Linked DNA regions of Homo sapiens: region 2 is linked to region 1. The links are chromatin contacts, found by Hi-C in ENCODE. All regions are on one chromosome and are shown on one strand. The core of a region is the stretch at or near the end of the contact, and the rest is flanking DNA. Distances in the headings are between cores, read along the strand shown.

Region 1 (7,383 bases), core at 278-2,777:
TATAAGCTGGCCAGTGCTCCCCACCAGTGTGGAGGTTTGTAGTAGACATTTTGGAGTGTCTGCCTAGTACATGAACCTCCCATCTAATAATGACCCTTCCAACCCAGAGGAGAAGGCCCTGCCACCACTCTGTCCTAGCCTGCCTGCCTTGGAAGGATCCTGAACTGCTCTTGGCCAATCCAATTCTCTCTCTTGAGAATCTGAACCAAGAAATACGGAGAATGGAAGATGGCAGCTAAGCCAAACATCCAAAGCAAAATCCAATAAATTTCTTTCTTTTCTTTCTTTCTTTCCTTTTCTTTTTTCTTTTTTCTTTTCTTTTCTTTTCCTTTTCTTTTTTTTTCTTTTTTTCTTTTCTTTCTTTCTTTCTTTCACCCTTTTCTTTCTTCCTTCTTTTGTTTTTTGGGGGGGGTTATTTGTTTGGCTTTTGCTTGCTGGTTTGTTTCAAATCAGATTTTGGTTCTTGCAACCAAATCAGTCTTGTTTAGGCCATACCCTTCATGTATGTATTTCATGTGCCCATGAGAATCATAAAAATGACCCATATTTTTGAGTGCCTGGATGAAGACATTATTGCCTTTTCACAATTCTCTAACGTTATTTATTTTTTCAATTGGTTGCATTTTATTTTCAATCAGAAAAAGGAAAACACTATTAAGAGACCTAGGTTACTGGAAAGGTAAGCTGACTTAACGTCTTGAAAATAATAGTACTTCTAATTGTCATCAGCTTAGATGGGGACCTTTCTTTTCTTTTTGTTTTTTGTTTGTTTGTTTGTTTTTGTTTTTGAGATGGAGTATCTCTTTGTCACCCAGGCTGGAGTGCAATGGCACAATCTCGGTTCACTGCAACCTCTGCACCCTACCCCTGGGTTCAAGCGATTCTCCCACCTCAGCCTCCCGAGTAGCTGGGATTACAGGCATGCTCCATCATGCCCAGCTAATTTTTTTTTTTTTTTTTTTTTTTGTAGAGACAGGGTTTCACCATGTTGGCCAGGCTGGTCTTGAATTCCTGACCTCAAGTGATCCGCCTGCCTCAGCCTCCCAAAGTGCTAGGATTACAGGCGTGAGCCACCACGCCTGGCCTAGCTGGGCACCTTTCATCCAGTCATCCCGTATCGTTTGGACGACTCAGGCACATGTACTAGGACAGGGAAAAAAAAAAAAAAAACAGAAAAACCTGCCTTCTCCCAGGAAAACTGGAAATCCCACACTAGATTGCCTATGTACAGAAGGTGTGGAGCCCTCACTGCGAGAACCAGAATCCCTTGCATCCTGATATCTGTGGCCTCAACTTGACTCAGTCAATAGATTTTTTATATATCCCAGGAGTAGGCAAGCACTACCAGAGCCCTGTTACTGCCCAAGTTTCTGAGAATAGGACCAGAGAATCCCAGACTGGAGCAGGGAGTTGCTTATCCCAGTCATAGACTCTTAACAGTCCCTCTAAAAATATCTGAGCAGCCATGTTTGCAGCAACTGTCAAGCATCCTCACTTGGCTCTGAGCCCTGGCCCTGGCCACTCCGGCTCTGCCCTGCTCCTGATCCTTATGGTCTGGCTTTCATTTCTGGCCTCCTGCTGATGATAATCCACGGTCAGTTGAACTTCATCTCACGTATCCCAAAACTCAAAAATCTCAATTAATGAGAGAGTCAGAGTATTTTACTCTGCTGAAACCACACCATGACTGCTTTATAGATCTTCAGTGCTTTACTTCCTTGGACAAACACTACAACGCATTTGGAGATCCTATACGTTTTACTGAACAAATATTGCAACTTCTTTCAAAGATATGTTTTCTGTATGCTTTTCTAAAAGTCTGAATGAAGTTTGCTAATTTATGGCAAGGACCACCTTCCTCTCCCCCACTGCACATCACAATACTTCATCTTTCTCTTCCGAATGTCACAAGACCCCTTCATCCCCTGACAACCACAGGCCATGTTCACTGGGACTTTCTGTTGTATTCATGGATTCTTAAGCCTGTGACTTGATATGTTAAGGGGTGCAGTAGCTCCAGACCCCTGAGTGGTCAACACTTCCCTCCTTCCTGAGAAGCAGTTCTCATAAACTACAACGTTTTCTTAGAAAAATAAAATAAAAAGGCTTTTTTTCCTGCAAAAACTTTTACTCCATGGAGCAAAAGCAAAAACTGACTTCTCTAACTTGACCCTCAGCTCTCCCCGGCACAGAGCTTGTACCCACTATGTTAGTTATCTATCGCTACCCCAAAACTTGGTAGCTTAAAACAACAATAAACGTTTACTATCATTTAGAGTTTCAATGGGTCAGGAATTCAGGAGTGGCTTAGCTGGGCATTCCTGACTGGGGGGTGTCTATCAGCGGCAAGGACTTGGCCAGGATGGCAGCCACTTGAATGTTTGTCTTAGGAGGATCTTTCAGAGTAGCTGCCCACATGGCTGGCAAATTGGTGCTGGCTGTCTACAGGAGACCCCAGTTCTCCTTCACCTGGGCCTCTCCAGAAAGCTGCTTGAGGTTCCCCAGGTCATGGTCACCGGATGCCCTCAAACTAAGAGACCCAAGAGGCCAAGGTAGAAGCTGCCATGCCTTTTATGAAAGCCTGAGAGATTAACAAGCTGTAATCATGGCCATACTTGATAGTCTCTCTGAGTTACTTCATGAGCAGACTACACAAGGGCATGAACAGTAGGGGGCCAGGTTCACTGGGGGCCATTAGGGAGGCTGGTCCTCCCACACTAGCCCTCTGGCCCTTCCCTCCCCTCTCTGCTTCCGGTCACCACTTCACCAATCCCCGCTTAAGTTCCTGGAAACCCATATGGGATTGTCCACCTGGCTGGAGCCTCATCATGCCTGTTTAAGCCACTGACATTTTACATTATTAAAAAATATTAATTACAGAAAATTTCTTCCCTTATCTTAAATACAAAATGGAAAAATAGTGAGAGCCAAATTGGTACCAGCTCATAAGAGAAAAGATGCATGAGTTGACTGTAAGCTCCGCCAGCCCAATATAAAACACAGCTGGCAAAAAGAAATGGCCAGTGCAACTCGAGACGATATCAACAGGTACAAAGTGTGTTTTTCAAAGAAGGTGATCATCTTAGTGATGACTGAAATAGTTAAGGCGACTGGAACCTTGAGCTTAAATCTTTTATCATATCAAGAGGGACTTGGACAACCCTAAGTTCAGAGGTAAGGAAGAAGGGGTGAAATCCAAACTTAAAACATATGAAGGTCTGGGCACAGTGGCTCACATCTGTAATCTCAGCACTTTGGGAGGCCGAGGTGAGTGGATCACTTCAGCCCAGGAGTTTGAGACCAGCCTGGCCAACATGGCAAAACCTCATCTCTACTAAAAATACAAAAAAATTAGCTGGGTGTGGTGGTATGCACCTGTAATCCCAGCTACTCAGGAGGCTGAGGCAGGATAATCTCTTGAACCCGGGAGGTGGAGGTGGAAGTGAGCCGAGATCATGCCACTGCACTCCAGCCTGGGTAACAACAGAGCAAGACACTGTCTCCAAAATAAAATAAAATAAAATAAAACAAAATATATGAAGGATGCCCATTATCATGTCCAATGCACTGACCCTTTCTTTTTAATCATTGCATCCTCCCTTCCCTTCTTACCCAGCTTTTATCCCACTTGAAATTCCCTTCCCCATAGCCTCTCCCCTGGCCTATGGAAGCTTCCTAGTTTCACCCTCTTTTTTTTCTCAGTACCCCACGGTGGACCATCAGACTCATGGGTCACAGCAACGACAATGCTGCACACAGGCACAGCACTTTACAGTTTACCAAGTGCTTGCACATCTATTATCTCACCATCATTGGTGTAAGGCAGCTTAGCCTTGTCCTCTGGAGCCCCACAGGACAGAATCACAACCAATGGCAGGCACTTTCAGGAAGACAGTGGGAACTATGTATTTCTTTCTTTATCCAAGGAAGAATATCTTAACACATGGACTCATGCAACCTTGTGAAGCAGGAAGAACAAGCTTCTCTACCCAGAAGGAAACTGAGGCCCAGAAAGCTTCAGTCACATGATCACTGCCTCACAGTATGTTGGTGGCAAAGGCCAAACAAGGAACCCAGGTCCTGGGACTGGAGTCTGCTGCTCTTCCCCCCAAAGAAACTCCTTCATGGGGAGGCGGAGGAGACAGGAGGACCACAGAGAAAGTGCTTTGCCTGTCTTGGTGCAGAAGCTCAGGTGGTGGCACCCCTCGCCTGCTCCCAAGAGCTGAGGGAGATAATGGTTTGCTCTTATCAGTCCTCATTCATCTCCCCATCCCCCTGTGACACTCATTATTGAAAACACAGGCAGCAGGGAAGGGCAGGAGCTGGAATTGGAAGAATGCAGGGGCACCCTTTATAGCCCCTAGCGGCTTTCTTTTCCATTTATAATAAACTCTGTTAAAAGCCTGTGCCCGGGAGTGTAAAAAAGTGAAGTGGAAGGAACAAAGGCAAACATCTATTTTATTTGTGTAAGAAAGGCTCATGGGAGAAGCTGGCTTTAGCGTAACAACGCGCCTCTTGTCCGAGATGTTACAGGAGCGAGAAAATTCAAAAGAGCTTATGGAAAGACGTGGGATAAGTTGGAACCTTGGTAGCTTTAGGGAGCAGAATATGACAGACTCAACCCAGGTGAGGGGCCTAAAAGGGTAGAAAGGGTTTCAGAACTGGGCAGACAGAAGCACGGCCGCCTCACCCCCAGAGGCCCGGTCCAGGGGGAAGAGGGCTAAGGAGAGGTTGCCAGAGGAAGCAACCACCTGAATGTGGCCCTGAATTCATAATCCCCCAGTAAGGTGTGAAGTGGTTTTGTCCTTCCCGCTCCCATGACACGGAGTGGTAACTTCTCACATCTCAACACACAATCGCAGAGTACTCACCAGGTCCAGCAGTATAAAGGACTCTTCTAACAACACAGAGGAAGCAGCAGTAGGAAGATGGAGGAGTCCTCAGTCCCCAGGGCACCCATAGAAGAGGACCTCTGATGCTAAGGTGCCTACTTCTGCTCATTCCACTCCCTCTCTTCATGTCTGCAAAGAAGACCCAGGTCTCAACAGAGTTTCAGTTAGGATGAGTAAGTCAGTGCTTCCCCAAGTGTAATGAACAGCCTGGAAATCAGGGTGAAATGCAGGTTTTACTTTAGCAGGTCCAGAGTGGGGCCTGAGATTCTGAATTCCTAACAAGCTCCTAGGTGAGGCTGATGTTTCTGGTCCACGGACCATACTTTGAGTAGTAAGGCAATCAACTTCTGTTCTCCCTGCTGTAAAACAGATTTGATTAATAATGACTAATGTTTAGTAATGGTTAGTGATTAATATTTTTATAATACTGGTACCAGAAATGGGTCCCAATCTAGACCCCCAAGAGAGGGTTCTTGAATCTCATTCAAGAAAGAATTCGAGGTGAGTCCATACAGTAAAGTGAAAGCAAGTTTATTAGGAAAGTTAAGGAATAAAAGAACGGCTACTCCATACGCAGAGAAGCCCCGAGGGCTGCTGGTTGTCCATTTTTATGGTTCTTTCTTGATGGTATGCTAAACAAAGGGTGGATTATTCAAGCCTCCCCATTTTAGACTATATACGGTAACTTCCTGATGTTGCCATGGCATTCGTAAACTGTCATGGCGCTGGTGGGAGTGTAGCAGTGAAGACAACCAGAGGTCACTCTCGTTGCCATCTTGGTTTTGGTGGGTTTTAGCCACTTTCTTTACTGCATCCTGTTTATCAGCAATGTCTCTATAACCTGTATCTTGTACCAACCTCCTATGTCATCCTGTGACTAAGAATCCCTTAACTTACTGGGAATGCAGCTCAGCAGGTGTCAGCCTTATTTTACCTAGTCCCTATTCAAGATGGAGTTGCTATGGTTCAAACACATCTAACAATACCATCCTCACTCTCTCATCACCAGAAGTAACTAAAACACTGGTCCCAAAACTGAGGGGAAACTGTAAAATACCCTACATAGGTAGTTAATATTCCTGGGGTCCTCAGTGCACTGCCCAAACAGACTTGAAATCCAGAGAAATGTGCTGAAGAGACACAATGGCAGGGGGAAATGGTGGGCCACTGGAACACCTAGATGATGTTTCTCTCCATATACTGGAGGGGCAGATTTGGGAAAGAAATTCAATTCCACAATCCTGTGGAAATCCCTTTCTCCTTTTGCTTTTTTACTATAATTGTAATAGAAACAAAATTAATCATCTGTAGGGATTCACCAACTTTCTCCTTCCCCAACTCAGACAGAGCTTTCAGGTGCCAAAGATGATTGAACAGGGCTGCCCTGGGTGAGACAGGGCTAGGAGGAGTGTGAGACCACAGGCCATGTGAGAGATCCAGACACCAGAAGAAAAGACCGTCAAATTGACCATGGACCCTCAGAACAGAAGCTACCCCTTAACACCAATTCAGAGCATGCTGGCAGCTTCTTACTGCAGAAAACTGCAATAGATATTCTGCCTGATGGCATTCTCAGGCACAGAGAGCTCATTCCTTGGGTGCACAGAGCAGGCCAGAGGAGCCAGAGACTTGATGCCCCCAAAAGTAGCCATCAAACATTGACTGAAACATACGGTGCAGGCAAACTCCAGTTTTCTTGCCCTGCAGGTGAGACCACCAGAAGTGCAGTACTTAGGGCTCCAGGAGCCCCTCAGTTGCCCACAGAAGTAGCTGGTTTATTAACACACCCTCGATAACTTCCTTACCTTCCCTGTCGTATTAATTTCCTGTGGCTGCTGTAACAAATCCTCGTAAATGTGATGGCTTTAAGCAACAGAAATGTATTCCTTTGCAGTACTGGTGGCCAGAAGTCTGAGATCAGGATGTCAGCAGGGCTGTGCTCCCTCTGGAGGCTGGAGAGGAGAATCCTGCCAGCTCTGGCAGCTGTGGGGATTTCTTGATTTGCTTCTACACCACTGCAATCTCTGCCTCTCCCGTCACATGCCCTTCTTTTCTCCTGTGTCTCATCTCCCTTTTCCTCCTTCTTAGAAGGGTAAATGTGATTGTATTTAGGGCTCTCCCAGATAATCCAGATCATCTCCCCAACCTAAGAGCCTAATGTTATTATATCTGCAAAGATTTTGCAATAAAATGTAACACTCATAGGTTGCAGAGATTAGGACAGAGACGTCTTTTGGTGCCATTTTTTAGCCTACCACATCTGCATCACTCTCCTACTTCCCTACTGGAGCTTCCTGGGATTATTTCCCAAACAAATTCTTTGCACTCAAATCCTAGTCTCGGGGTTGGCTTCTGGGGAAACCAAATCAAGACAACCCCCCTCAGTTGCTTAAGAACATGAAGAGAGACTGGAATTGCCACCGTACTAGACTTTGAAAAATACACACTCGCCATGGGATTAGACCACATGGTCCAGGGCTTTCTCAGTGCC
Region 2 (6,691 bases), core at 2,914-5,413, 740 kb before region 1:
TATTTTCTACCCTTGAGGCCGTGTCACAGAGCAAGGTGGCTGCTTGAGTTCTAGCCATCATATCGCTACTCCAGACAGCAAAAGAAATAGGTGGTAGGAGGAGAATACAGGGTACTCTTCCTAGGTGAGGTGGCTCCTTTCAGAATCCATCCTAGAAGTCTAACATAGACCCCTGCTTCTAGCTTGTTGGTCAGTACTTCCTCACATCACCACATTTAGCTGCCAGGGAGGCTGAGCAATACAGTCTTCATACGGACACCTGCTGCTAAGGTATACTGAGGTCTGTTACTAAAGGACAGCAGAATGGATTTTGAGGAAAATGCTTCTGCTCTGCTGGACAGTTTGTTTTCTAGCTTCTTGAAGTTTCAGTTTCCTCACTGGGACATAGAGATGATCATAGCATCCGCCTCTAGCCTGCTGTGGCAAGTCAATGAGATAACACACAGGAAGCCCTCAGCAGAGGGCCTGGCAACATCTCCCACTCGCAAAATGCTCACTGTTAAAACGAGCTCCATGTCCATTGATCCTGCTTAGAGGAATGGGTTCCTGTGGCTCACTATAAAAAGGTACCAACCAATGCCTACAATTTGTAGCATCTCTCCTGCCAACTTTACATTTGGGCTTTATAACTAAAACTCCACATTTTCTCCATTTAGGGAGAAACATTGGCACTACTGACATTTTGAGGCAAATGATTCTTTGCTGTGGAGGCCGTTCTATGCATTGACGTATGTTTACCAGTCCTTGACCTTGGCCCGCTCGATGCCAGTTGTACCCTCTTCTTCCCCAGTGTGGAACCCAAAGTGTCTCCTGGGAACAAAATCATTCAAACTTGGACCACTGCTCCATGGTGTCTGAAATCAGCAAACACGACTCTGCCAGCAGTAGTAGTCTCTTGGGTTACCTGAGTTTTAGTTGCGTGGGTCAATATTTCCAGTTAAACCACATCAAACGTGGTTTCCAAAGCTAGTGAAAATCTACGCAGACATTTTTGAATGGTGCATCACAGACCGAAGCTGATTTCATGTGTGTGTATGTGAATGTACAGACACATACACACGTATATGTACACACATGTTACTATTCAAGTCATCCCCTCTAGCCCTGGCTTATGACTTTAGTGTGAGCCAACAAGCATAGAACCTCTTCAGCTAGATAGAGGGTAAAATTGCAGAAATGAGAAGGAAGGAGAGGAACAGATGGCAAAGCAGCTCTGGAGTCTGGATGTGATGGGCCAGGGAAACAGGCCAGCGAGGTCCTCCATCATTCTGAAAAGCAGGCCTTTTTTTAAGGATACAGAGCTTGACTATAGAAACACGAACCCCAACCCACTTCCAAGAGGAAGGCATCCATGTTAGAAGCCTTTTATAAACTAGTATCATAGGAGATAAAGATGGTGACACACTAAAGAAAAGTGGAAAACTGGAGCAAGAAAGAAAACACAAGAATTCCCCAAACCAAACTTTTGACACTTCTTTGAAAAGAGCCAGTCTTCTGAATAATAAAATAGCTTGGGTACTATACTTGGTTTTTAAAAAATGCACCCATAATTAAAGCAAGAAAGCTGTAAGTCTATTAAACTTTTTTTCTTTGATACTGAAAAACTCAATTCATGACCTATATTTTATAAGACATATACTTGAAAGGGATTTTATATACCCTCTTCCCATTGAACTTAGCATACTGAATCTCTTCCATTTGGTTAAGAAGGGAGGTGATTCTATACATAAATTATTCAGGGCTTTAAAAAAATCTTACTGTATATATATATTAAGGTGAAGTGATTCAAAGGTATTTGTATAGATAAATGGAAGCAGCAGCTCTAGACTGCGTTCTCAGAAGGGATGGGAGTCTTAGAGCAAGGGTGCTGCAGTAAAAGCTGCTTTATCAAGCTCCCTGCTGATTATCAATCTTTTCTGACATTTGTGGCCTGTCTTGACTGATGGATGGCTCAGCATGCTTTATGAATCTTCGAGTTGTTGAGCATCTCTCAAACTACCGCTAGGGGGAGAATCTGGCTTTATTTGAGGTTACCACCAGTAAGGATGGGCTGCGTGGAGTTACCTGGCAAGCTGGGCTACTATAAAATGACTAAGGAAGGTTGGTGGTTTTCTCTTTCTCTTTCTCATCTACACACACACACACACACACACACACACACACACACACACACACACACACACATGAAAATAAATAAACTCACTCATCTGTGTAAGAAAATGCTCTCTTACATTTAAGGTAGCAACTTTGGAATTACTTGCAACATCATCACGGGTGAAATAGTTAAAGGACAGTGGGTGTTGTGGATGGGGATGAAATGAAAAAGCACAAGAATTAGAGTCATACAGGTCTGAGTTTCGATCTGAGCTTCATCACCCACCAGCTGTGTGACCACGGCGGAGTCACCTAACCTCCCTGAGTGTCTGTTTCCTCAATTGTCAAACGTTTGTAAGGACTGCTTTAAAAGGTAGGTGTGGAACCTGGACCAGTATCCAGTACATAATAGTGCTAGAAAAATATACAGCTGATTACCACTGCTGTGTTACCCTGGGACAGGCATCATCTCCCTCCCTTAATCCTAGAGAGATGCTCCCCTGTGTAGCAGTTGAAAACTGACGTTCCCCTGTGTAACAGTGATGCTTTATTTACTGACTTCCTCTTTCGTCTGCAAGCTCTACAGAGTCAGCATCCATTCTGTTTCATGCATTCACCCCCTCCAACCCCATCCTCATTAAACAGCATACCTGGTATACGGCAGGTACTCTAAAGGTATTTGTTGAAAGAATGAATACATTTTCAATAAATACAACCATTTATTTAAAAATTGAATTAAAAAACAGTTTATCGGGATTCAGGCTTTCTGGCCTTTGGAGCCATTTGTTCATCCAGTGGAATTTATTGGGTGGATAATTTGTGCCTGGGACTCTGCTAAATGTTGGAAGTTGAAGGATGAAGAGAAAACCATTCAGTTCTCCTGGTCTTAACTGTGTTGCTGAGAAAGAGAACTGAAGGTAGATTCTGGTTTATACTTGCAGAAAATTTATAAACCTATTAAGGCTTACAGTATTATTGTAATTCCACATAGATGGCATCAGTTATAATAAGCTGGCATCATAAAATGACTCAATATTTAGAATTTTCCGATTTGTCACACACTTGCTGTAAAAATTTTATGTGATCTCTTCTCTCCATCTCCGTAGCTGCCATGGTTTTCTCATGCCTAGAACATTGAAATGCCTTGTTTCCCTATTTCTCTCTCCACAGAATAGCACAAGTCATTTTTCAGCAGTAAAATCATATCTATTTCCTCGCTTAAAACCACCCAAGGGCTTCCTACTAAGTTTAAAATGTAATCAAAATGTATGGAGTTCTAAGCCAGGGGTCTGCAAACTTTTTATTTGCAGAGGATCAGGTATTACATACTTTTGCCTCTGTGGAATATACAGTCTGTGTCCCCGCTACCCAATTCTACCAATATGGTGCGAAAGCAGCCATAGTCAATACATGAATGAAGGGGCACATGTGTATTCTAATAAAACTTTATTTAAAAAACAACAGGCAGAGAGACACATTTGGCCCATGGCCCATAGTTTGTTGACTCATGCTCAGAACGATCTTGCCCTTGCCCTTGCCCATCTCCCTGTCTCACCTGGTACTACCGTCCCTCAGGTCATTCCTGCCTCAGGTCTCTGCACTTCCTGGCCCCTGCGTCTGGAACATCCTTTCTCCATGCCTTTACTTGGTAGGCTCCTTTATTTCACTGGGCTCAGCTTCAACATCACCTCTTTAGAGAGGACTTTTCTTGACCTTATGTCAATAAAACAATGTACCTTGTTTTATTTTATCCGAAACTTAAATTATCTGGCTTATCCATTTCTGTTGGCACCTTTCTCCTCCCAGGAAGGTGGCAATGTCTTAAGAATAGAGTTCTAAATGGTCTTGGTCACTGCTATATCCCCAGCCCCTATAATATTATCTGACTCATAGAAACTGCCCGATAAATACTTGTTGAATGAATTTACTGAGGAAATGGTTATGAAGAATTGATTTGAAATAAGGGTTTCCCCGAAATTATAAATGTTTAATGACATTTGGATCTGCCACTCTGTTTTACTCAGCTGCAGTGCTAAAAATTGCTGGGCTATTCACAGTGGATCCTTTGGTATCAGGGATAGGATCCAACGGCGCTGGTGAGCACGTTCTGTGCTAGGACAACTCAAGGACTTTTTCACTTTTGCTTTGCAGCTGCTCAACCGTCACCAATTTTCATTTTCGCTAGAAATTCCTGTCAGGTTTATCTTTTCAAAAGACTGTAGAATGATCACTACATTTCTGAAGCTACAAATGCTCCTTTGCCCTGCTGCCACTTTAAACTATTATTTTAATTAAGTTACTCAATTAATTTTAATATTTTTACTTTTATTTTTAAATATTTGATGCCACAAATCCTTCCCTCTTCCAAATATAGAGTGATGGAAGGATGACTCCCGGCTTGGGCCTAAAATATCATATCCAAAAAATTAGTGGGCAGGGCTATTAAGCGTTTATTTTTACAAGGAAGTAATCAAAGTGAACCCAAGGGCCACATCTCCCCAGTTCACCCAGAATACAAAGGTCTAATGTGAATGATATGAGCATGGGTGATGGGCAGAGGAGAGGCAGATACATAGGCTAGTCCAGGAATAAGACTTCATGGTTAGAGAGGAGAGTGTTTCAGGAAACAATGGGGTGTCCATCTCTTGAGCTGATCTCCAGCCCCAGAGATGCATGTGTGAATTTAGGGGGAGAGAGAGCTATAAATAAAAATGAAAAGAGTTGTTTTCACAGTTATTCACATTAAAGAAGAAACATACAGTTCTGTTGGTTGGTTAGATACTCTTCTACCAGAATAAAGGGGTTCAGGCATTCTCTCCTGTCCCAGCAGATGCTTTGGTATCCAGCTCCCATGAGCCAGCAGCCAAGGGTCCTAACATGTGCAATGGTGCCCATCAGGGCGGGCCTGACATGTGCAATGGTGCCCATCAGGGTGGGGGCCTGGGATATGGAGGAGGGAAATCCCAATGGCTATGACAAGGGAGCCGACTGTCTTGGTTCTGAGCCGGTGTGAGATATCACCAGAGGACCTTCAGACATAGTTAGGAGCAACTTGGCAAAGATTCAGTTTCTTTTTTATTTGTATAGATTTAACAGTACAAGTGCAGTTTCGTTACACGGACATGTGGCAGAGTGCTGACGTCTTGGCTTTTAGTGTAACTATCACCTGAGTAACATATATTGTACTCATTAAGCAATTTCTCACACGTTACACCCTTGCCACGCTTCCACCCTTCTGAGTCTCCAAAGTCTATTATTCCACACTCTATGTCCATGTGTACACATGATTTAGCTCTGACTTATAAGTGAGAGCATGCAGTATTTGACTTTCTGAGTTATTTCACCAAAGATAATGGCATCCACATTGTTGCCAAAGCCATGATTTTATACTTTATTTATTTATTTATTTTTTTGAGACGGAGTCTCGCTCTATCGCCCAGGCTGGAGTGCAGTGTCACGATCTCGGTTCACTGTACACTCCGCCTCCCGGGTTCATGCCATTCTCCCACCTCAGCATCTTGAGTAGCTGGGACTACAGGTGCCTGCCACAGCACCTGGCTAATTTTTTGTATTTTTAGTAGAGACGGGGTTTCACCGTGTTAGCCAGGATGGTCTCGATCTCCTGACCTCGTGATCCACCTGCCTCACCCTCCCTAAGTGCTGGGATTATAGGCGTGAGCCACCGCACCCGGCTGATTTTATACTTTTATATGGCTGAATAGTATTCCATTGTGTGTGTGTATGTATGTATGGTGTGGTGATGAATATACGTAGTGATAACCATGAGTGCAGGTGTTTTTTTGATACAGTGGCTTCTTTTCCTTTGTGTAGACGCCCAGTAGTAGCAGGATTGCTGGATTAAATGGTAGTTCTATTCTAAGTTTTTTGAGAACTATCCATCCTCCTTTCCATACAGTTGTATTTGTTTACATTTCCACTAACAATGTATAAGCATTCGCTTTCCTCTTGAACGACTAGGTGGAGTCAATAGCTAGTGAAGTTCAGATAATACTTTTCATTCCATTTAGCTGTGAATTTTCCTTTTGGGAAATGGTCTCTGATTGGATTATGCAACTCTTTCATAAAACGTGTTTTATGGTCACCTAAACACATTTTAGGCGACCATAAAACACATTTACAGTGAATTGTACCATAACTCAAGTGCTGTCTCCTCCAAGCTCAAGGGCTCTGCAGCATGTTAATGATGCCATCCCTGGGCAGCACTTCTTCACTAAAATTCCAGTGATGACCTAAGGAAAGGGGCCAGTCTCAACCACTGCATTCCTCTGCCTCCACCACAATATCCAGCAAGGATTCCATAGCAAGGCCATCCACTATCTACAAAACAGCTAGTGAAATGACCACAAAAACTTGTAGATACTGAGTGTCATCTGGAGAAACAAACAAAAATATCCATCAGTATGTTTGTGTGTGAAAAGAAAGACTATTGTATCCTGCTGCATGAACAAGCTTAGCCAAGATACAGACTAAAATCCTCTGATTAGAAGCATCACCTGAATAGGGATCAAAACATAACAGGGCATATCCGCCATCCCATTAATCCAGCTCATGTAAATATATCCTATAGAAATTGTCA

What was found. Hi-C counts contacts between places; a loop is a spot of excess contacts on that map. Pooled maps may share reads with other maps.
Region 2: a loop to region 1 is called in a map of heart left ventricle, with 4 times the contacts of the local background. The contact joins two enhancer-like sites. A Hi-C loop is called at or near these places in 4 of 168 maps with a recorded cell type or tissue (Right ventricle myocardium superior, heart left ventricle and left ventricle myocardium superior) and 15 of 50 pooled maps.

Annotation. Positions count from the first base shown.
Region 1 is chr16:82,603,437-82,610,819 of GRCh38, reverse strand. No RefSeq gene overlaps it. Among named protein-coding and RNA genes, the nearest start is that of CDH13, 20 kb to the left of the region's middle. RefSeq lists enhancers at 3,984-4,498, 4,499-5,013. Within about 2 kb of position 1,527, at least 2 of the 41 ENCODE cell types and tissues checked have a DNase peak (open chromatin) inside an H3K27ac peak, as active enhancers do.
Region 2 is chr16:83,351,706-83,358,396 of GRCh38, reverse strand. The region is part of intron 6 of CDH13 (cadherin 13); the gene reads right to left. Among named protein-coding and RNA genes, the nearest start is that of CDH13-AS1, 44 kb to the left of the region's middle. Within about 2 kb of position 4,163, at least 4 of the 41 ENCODE cell types and tissues checked have a DNase peak (open chromatin) inside an H3K27ac peak, as active enhancers do.